Regions from separate parts of the Homo sapiens genome. Here region 1 is linked to region 2. Evidence: chromatin contacts called from ENCODE Hi-C or POLR2A ChIA-PET data. All regions are on one chromosome and are shown on one strand. The core of a region is the stretch at or near the end of the contact, and the rest is flanking DNA. Distances in the headings are between cores, read along the strand shown.

What was found. Hi-C counts contacts between places; a loop is a spot of excess contacts on that map. ChIA-PET counts read pairs that join two places held with the same protein, here RNA polymerase II (POLR2A). Pooled maps may share reads with other maps.
Region 1: a map with no recorded cell type shows a loop between it and region 2 (8-fold over the local background). The contact joins two enhancer-like sites. A Hi-C loop is called at or near these places in 1 of 168 maps with a recorded cell type or tissue (CD4-positive, alpha-beta memory T cell), 2 of 37 single-sample maps with no recorded cell type and 6 of 50 pooled maps. POLR2A ChIA-PET finds 5 or more read pairs at or near these places in 1 of 52 experiments (OCI-LY7).

Annotation. Positions count from the first base shown.
Region 1 is chr16:79,285,636-79,289,543 of GRCh38, forward strand. It overlaps a transcript of MAF not described here. Among named protein-coding and RNA genes, the nearest start is that of MAF, 310 kb to the right of the region's middle. RefSeq lists an enhancer at 1,753-2,253. Within about 2 kb of position 1,641, at least 12 of the 41 ENCODE cell types and tissues checked have a DNase peak (open chromatin) inside an H3K27ac peak, as active enhancers do.
Region 2 is chr16:78,740,714-78,744,412 of GRCh38, forward strand. The region is part of intron 8 of WWOX (WW domain containing oxidoreductase); the gene reads left to right. Among named protein-coding and RNA genes, the nearest start is that of WWOX-AS2, 240 kb to the left of the region's middle. RefSeq lists an enhancer at 2,053-2,312. Within about 2 kb of position 1,923, at least 12 of the 41 ENCODE cell types and tissues checked have a DNase peak (open chromatin) inside an H3K27ac peak, as active enhancers do.

The DNA.
Region 1 (3,908 bases), core at 391-2,890, 540 kb after region 2:
CAGGGGTGGGGAATCCATTACTCAGAAACCACCCTGAAATCCTGAAAGTGTGCTGCTCAGGAGCTGGATTCCGCAAGGCCAGAGGGCACCGCAGGACTCACCACCAAATGAGGGCACTGACGTCCTGCAGGAAGGCGGGAGGTGACTTCCCCAACGTGACCAGCGCACACTGAGGTCTGCACTGCCATTCTTTCCAGGAGCAATTCTGGTGCTCACAGAAGGGACCACTGTTCCTAAGGGCAGTGTGGCAAATTATTCCCACTGCACAACTGGCTGAGCCAAAGGGGCACCATCTCTGCCCCCATATTTAGGGACGATGACTCAGTACAGTTTGGGTTCTACAGCACGACAGTGTGTGTTTAAACCCTGGCCCTACCTCCCACTGGCTACTTCAGTTTACAGAGGAAATGATAACAGTTCCTACCTAATAAGTTTATTGAGAGATCAAATAAGATCAATATTGATAGGCATCTGGGTGATATGGGCCAACTAGTCAGCCCTTAATAAGCAGTAGCTAGCTGGTTTTTCTTTTAAAATACTTTTAAAATACTTTTTAAATACTTTTTTGTTTAAAAACCGTTTAGAATTTACAGCATTCCAAAGACTCTCCCCAGAAAGTCTATCTAGGTGAACAGGCAAGTTTGGTTTGGAAAATGAGGTGATGATGCAAAGTGAAGCCTACAGAAACTATGGAACCTTCTTAGAAAAGTCCTCTGTACTATCCTCTGCTAGAGAAGGAAGCTGAGGTCACCTGATATTGAAAAGTTGGCCCCACCATCAAGTAGCAGATAGTTTCATAGCATAAATTCACTGCCAACTACTTAGTGGGTTCTTGATACATTTGGCAGTATGCTGTTTCTCATCTTCACTCACACATTTATTTGCCACACCATTATCCTTGCATGCACACGTGTATATGTGCATGCACACTTGAACAATAATACTTCTTTCACTCACTTTTTTCAGCATAGGCAAAGACACATCTATTGAAATATCTATCCAGGCATACATACTGGTGCCTCACATAGATACAGAACTTGCTCAGAGCTACCCACAGACATTCCCACGCATCTTTAACAGGTGAAACAACCCAGACAGAGGCAAATGCCCACACGTCCACCCGTTCTCACATGGCCGTATCCACAGGCTCCCACACAACCCAGGACACAGCTTTGTGTGCCTCTGCACAAACACCCTCGTAGAGACACAACTGCACAAATGCACTCAACATGCCTCTTCCCCGCCTCCTCCCACACAAACGTATCGACGAGTTCTTGGAGTATGGCACAGACCTGACTCTCTGGCAAAAAACCAAAAAACAAACAGACAAAAAAACCCTTTGGAAACCCATTAAAAACCGAAGCCAGAAGTGAGCGTCCCCTTCGCGTTATGTCAGCAGGCTGCTGACTGTGGGAGCAGGGAGCATGAACACAAACGAACATTCCAGAATCAGCTTTGTTGTCCTCCACGTACTCTGCCTTCCTTTTTTTTTTTTTTTTTTCCTTCAGCAACAACAGAAATCTGTGAAATGACTGAGGGTGGTTAATTAAGCATTGCAGCCCATATTCCACTGCAGTTTCAATTGGATATGGTGTTCTCTTTCACTTCCTGTTATGCAGGATTGCGGCAGGCTGTTAGACACCTGCCACGCTCCCAGCCCAGCTGCTGTTCAGCTAGGGGCAGAGAGGAAGCACTCCCGGGCCCTCGGCCTTGAGAGGGTCTCATTCTGCAAACCAGCCCCTTCCCGGTGAGGCGGGGGCTGGCGGGGGAGGCACAGCTGATGTGAGTCCACACTGGAAGCTTGAGGACCAGCAGCTGGCGGTAAAGACCTTAGTCCATTGTGAGGGTTGTGGCAGGAGGCCAAGTGTTTTCCCCCAAACCCCCAAACCCTGAGTCCTGCCATGACCCACGTGTAATTAAAGCTGGAGTGTCTACGCAGGCCGGAAATCAGATGTTATTTTTTGGTTTGCCTGGATCCCTTAGCGTCAGGAATCAGACTGCATGCAGAAACATCCACTTGTTTGTTGAGCCATTTATTTGCTCATTCATTCATCCACTCATTCTTTCATTCACTCATTCATTTATTCACTCATTCATTCATTCACTCATTCTTTCATTCACTCATTCATTTATTCACCCATTCATTCACTCACTCATTCTTTCATTCACTCACTCATTCATTTATTCATCACCTTGGGAGAACCTCCTATGGGTTAGCTTCTCTGTGTTAGGCAGTCACCAAACAGACAAGGCACATTTTAATTTTAATAAAGCTAGCTAACCCTCCTCATCGTAGCTCCGATTTATTGAGAACCCATTATGTGCCAAACAACATGTGCCATACCAGTGAGCTCCAGCACCCTTTATTTAACAAAACTACTCCCAGTTCCTTGGGGATATTTTTCACTGCTTGTAATTACTCTGTTTTTATCAGAAAACAGAGAGGAAGGCATTGGAGGGAGGGCAGAGGGAGGGTGAAGGGGAAGCAGGGGAGGAGTGGACTCCAGGCTTCTTCAAGGAGATGATGACAGTGATGGATTAATGATGCTCACAAGTTCTTTGATGCTTCTGCCATCAAGAGGTGGGGTGTGTATCTCCTCCCCTTGAGCCTGGGCTGACCTGCTTTGACTAATAGTGTACAGTGAAAGTCACACCATCGCCATTTCTGATATTTCAAGGCAGTTTCTATTTCCTTTCTCTTGGAGATCTGAGTTGCTACATCCTAAGCCGGTTACATAAGAATCCCGAGGCTGCCATGCTGTGAGGAGGTCCAAGCTGCTACGTGGGGAGGCCATGTGGACAGAGAGTGAGCTGCCTATTCAGCCCCCAGCCCTTGGGAGTCATCACAGTTTAGCTCCATACATCACTGAACAAAGCAAAGTCACCTCTGCTGAGCCCTGTGTGAATTCCTGACACGTGAAATTTTGAGATACAGTAATAATCAATTATTTTAAACCATTAAGTTTTGGGAAGGTGTTGTTATATAGAAATAGATAATAAGCTTATTGACTGAGTAGTGGAATCTTACAGGTGAGTGAATTAGGTAAACATGAGGAAAGGAAGGACATTCCAGGTGGAAGAGAATAAGCAGTGTGTTGTTTGTTTGTTTTTTGAGATAGGGTCTCGCTGTGTCACCCAGGCTGGAGTATAGTGGTGCCATCTCAGCTCACTGCAACCTCCTCCTCCCAGGTTCAAGCAATTCTCCTGCCTCAGCCTCCTGAGTAGCTGGGATCACAGGCACGCACCACCATGCCCAGCTAATTTTTCTATTTTTAGTAGAGATGGGGTTTCACCATGTTGGCCAGGCTGGTCTTAAACTCCTAACCTCAGGTGATCCACCCGCCTCGGCCTCCCAAAGTGTTGGGATTACAGGCGTAAGCCACTGCACCCAGCCTGTTTGTTTGTTAAAGGAGACAGAGAAGCAAAGATACCTGCTGAGATCTCTAAGTGGTTTGGTCTTAGTGAAGTATGAGGCCATGCAAGGACTTGTATTCCAAGCTAAGAAAATGTCACTCGATTCTCAAGATTGTGGAGAAACACTGTAGGGATTTCAAGCAGGGAGTGGCACGGTGTGACTGGTGTTTCAAAAGTGCTCTGGCAGCAGAGTGGCGGGAGCCCACAAAGGAGGTGATGGAAGACTGGGGCAGGCAAGAGCAGTGTTTCTGGGATGGCGGGAGGTAGAGAGGAGATGGGGGAAATCATTATGAGGTTAAATTGGTGGGTCTCAGGGAAGGCCTGGAGTGGCAGTGGGGAGAAGATGGAATTGTGAAGGGGGACACCTAGATGTCTCACCTGGGGGACTGTTTGGCTACCCACCGTGAGAGAAGGCAGAGGAAGCAGGTTTTTGGGGTTGGGAGGAGAAGCTGAGAGTACTTGATTAATTCGCAGAACATTTATAGGCTTCTAGG
Region 2 (3,699 bases), core at 673-3,172:
GGCAAGGGAAGCATTCAATTTGACACACCAAATGCAGGTCCACCCTGGTGGATATCTTGGTTGCAGCACTCTGTGTGTGTACGTGTGTGCATGAGCGTGTCTTAGAGATGCTTTTGCTCCTCTTATAACTCCTATGATAAAAAGAGTTGCCATTATCATCCTTTGTCTACTCACCAGCCCCCACCAGAAACCCTCACAGAAAAAATAAGAGTTTATTTTTTCACTATGTCACATTGTTGGAGAACTGTGCAAATACAAGCCCTTCTCTTACAGGCCATGGGTCTCCTAAGTGGGATACACCACGATGATCCACTGGGGCAGTGGCCAGCAAAGTCCCTGTCCAGCCAGCCACTCGTTTTTATCAATAAATTTTTACTGAAACACAGTCATGCCTGTTAGGTTAGGAACTGCCTAGCGCCACTTCACACTGCAGTAGGAGAGTGAGTAGTTGTGACAGAGACCATTTATCCCACAAAGCCTAGAATCTTTATTATAATCCTGTAACAGAAAGCATTTACTGACTCCTTAGCATTGCCATGTTTAGCAAATAAAATTGCAGGATGCTGGTCAGGCGCGGTGGCTCACGCCTGTAATCCCAGCATTTTGGGAGGCCAAGGTGGGCAGATTACTTGAGGTCAGGAGATCGAGATCAGCCGGGCCAACCTGGTGAGATCCCATCTCTACTAATAATACAAAAAATAGCTGGCGTGGTGGCGCATGTCTGTAATTACAGTTACTCGGGAGGCTGAGGCAGGAGAATCACTTGAACCTGGGAGGCAGAGGTTGAAGTGACCCAAGATCACCACTGCACCCCAGCCTGGGCGACAGAGTGAGACTGTGTCTCAAAAACAAAATATCTGGCTGGGCACAGTGGCTCATGCCTGTAATCCCAGCACTTTGGGAGGCTGAGGTGGGTGGATCACTTGAGGTCAGGAGTTCAAGACCAGGCTGGCCAACATGGCAAAACCCTGTCTATACTAAAAATACAGAAATCAGTGGGGCATGGGGCGGGTGCTCTGTAGTCTCAGCTACTCAGGAGGCTGAGGCAGGAGAATTGCTTGAATCCAGGAGACGGAGGTTGCAGTGAGTTGAGACTGTGCCACTACACTCCAGCCTGGGCGGCAGAGTGAGACGCTGTCTCAAATAAATACATACATACAACATAAAGTAAGATGTTAAAGTAAATTTTAATTTTAGATAAACAATGGATAATTTTTTAGCAAAAGGATGTTCCACATTTAACTGGACATTATCTCTGTCTCTCTCCCTCCTTACCTGCCTCCTATCCTCTCTTCCCACCCCCTACGATGTCTATGTATAGTTTCAACCTGGCAACCCTGTGACCTCAGCACTAGGATATGGATAGAAAACATAGTAGCCCCTATTTACCTTTATCTTTTATCTCAACCCATTTAAATGTCTTTTCCTTGCAATGTTTTGTAATATTACATGTAGATTGTACATCGTTTGTCGATAAATCAGTGTACAAATACTAGGGGTGAGTGTGCTCAAAACTTATTTTTACTGATAATAGTCCATGATCAAGGCAGTTTGGAGACCACTCAGGACAGGGAAAACGCAGACTCATGTGACCCATCAGGGCTTCAGGGTGTCCTCTGGTGAAGGGCAGCAGCAGGACAGAGCCCCACTTCTAGCTCTGGCTCAGGTTAAGTGTTTCAGCGCCCTGGCTTCTGTGTCTTCATGTGCAAATGGAGATAATAGTCAGCACCTATGCAGGTTACTGTGAAAACAGGTTGGAAGTATTTATCTACAGCGTGGACCAGAGCCTCTGGTATGTACTAGGTGCCCTAGAAATGTTCTTTCCTCTGACTCAAATGACAAATCAGTTTCTAGGGAAAGGAACGCACAGCGATCCCCAGCGCATCACGAGAAATCTCTCTCCAGCTTTGCCCTGGCTGCGCTGGTGACTCACTCGGGGCTAAAACTGTTTATGTCTGCGGAGTCAGAGCGTTCTGCCCTGCGGTTTCAGTTCACATGGGGTTGGGCGACACAGTTTTGTTTTCACTTTGGTTTATCGTGTGAGTTTCCATCCATCAACTCTTTTGTATCTGATGTTCTTGGGAAACTTTGCGGGAATTCACTTGAAATTGTCCAGTGAACAGCCATTGCGAGTCTCATGGTCAGAGCCGGGGGCTTCCCAGTGTAGGGTCTGGTCAAGGAAAGGGCCACTTCCTGGGCCTCCCAAAAAGAGGAAGGAGAAGGCCCTGGCTTGTGGAAGAGTAAGAGGGGCCTCGTTAATGTCTCCCAAGCACAGTACCCCAACTCCCCACATACAGTCCCAACCCTTACTGCAGCCGGGAGGTTAGGTGTCTGCCGTGCTCATGAACAGGAAGTGAACCCGATCAGCCCCCGAAGGAAACATCCGTCTCTCTCCTTGGAGGAGACACTTGAGTGTCTTTCTCTGTGTGCTGCAGCCGTTATTGATATCAGTTCCCAGGCAAGGTTCATGCTGGCAGAGGAGGCCACTCTTTCTGCACTGGAGAGCAAAAGCCATCTTATCTCTCTGAGTGCAAGGTGACAGTGAGGAGATTGGCCCTGTGTATCCCTCAGAGACCAGTATTCCCTCATTTGCCAATCTAGAAAGAAGACTGTGTTTGCTGTCATTTGTTTCTTAACTCATTGATTCTCAAACAGAATCTTCCCAGGGATCTGCTTCATGCTGTATTTTGTACTGTGTCCTGAGATGATGAGGATTCGGTGTCTACCCTCAAGAAGCATCATTTAGAGAAGAAATTAGAAAAGTAAGTGAGGCAGGAGAACAGGATCTGGAGGCAGGGAATCTAAGGCTGATTCACGTTGACTTTGTATAATTAAATCAAAAGGAAAACACCAACTTTCCACAACTAAGTTATAAAAGGACCAGAGGCTACTCCCTCTGCAACCCCTCCCCACTTTTCTGAGTTGCAGATGGAAAATTGAAAGTACCCCTGATTGGTTGCTTTCCACGACCATTCAGCCGTTTGCATAGGAGCTGTAACTTTGTAACTTCGCTTCACCCTCTGATTGGTTGCTTTTCACAACCTATCAGACATTTGCATAGGAGTGTAACTTCTTTCCACAACCAATCTGACTGATTGTGGGCCATTACTTCATTTCCATGAGGTGTACACCAAGTGGCCAATGGGAGACCTCTATAGGGTATTTAAACCCCAGAAAATTCTTTAACCAGGCTCTTGAGCCTCTATGCTTGGGCTGCTCCCACCGTTTGGAGTGTACTTTCCTTTTCAGTAAATCTCTACTTTTGTTGTTTCATTCTTTCCTTGCTTTGTTTATGCGTTTTGTCCAATTCTTTATTCAAAACGCCAAGAACCTGGACGCCCTCCTCCAGTAACATAATGAATGTCTGGATGTGGTATGAAGAGTATTGGGGTACACCACAGCAGCGTGTGCTCTGAGAACACAGTAAACAGGCATTTGATACAGATCAGAAGGTCCGTAAAGGTGGTATTTGAACTAAGTTTTGAGAGCTGGGTAAGAGTTTGTGAAAAGACAGGGCTTAAGGAAGGATATAGTAAGCTGAAGGCACAGGACTTTAGAAACACATAGGCTATAACTGCAAGGTGTGTCTCAGAAGGTACATGTGACGTTTCATTTTTATTTGTTTGCTTTTTTATAGTGACTGCATGATCATTATATGCAGAAGACGCTTGAAGGGGCCAGATTAGGAAGGGCCCATGG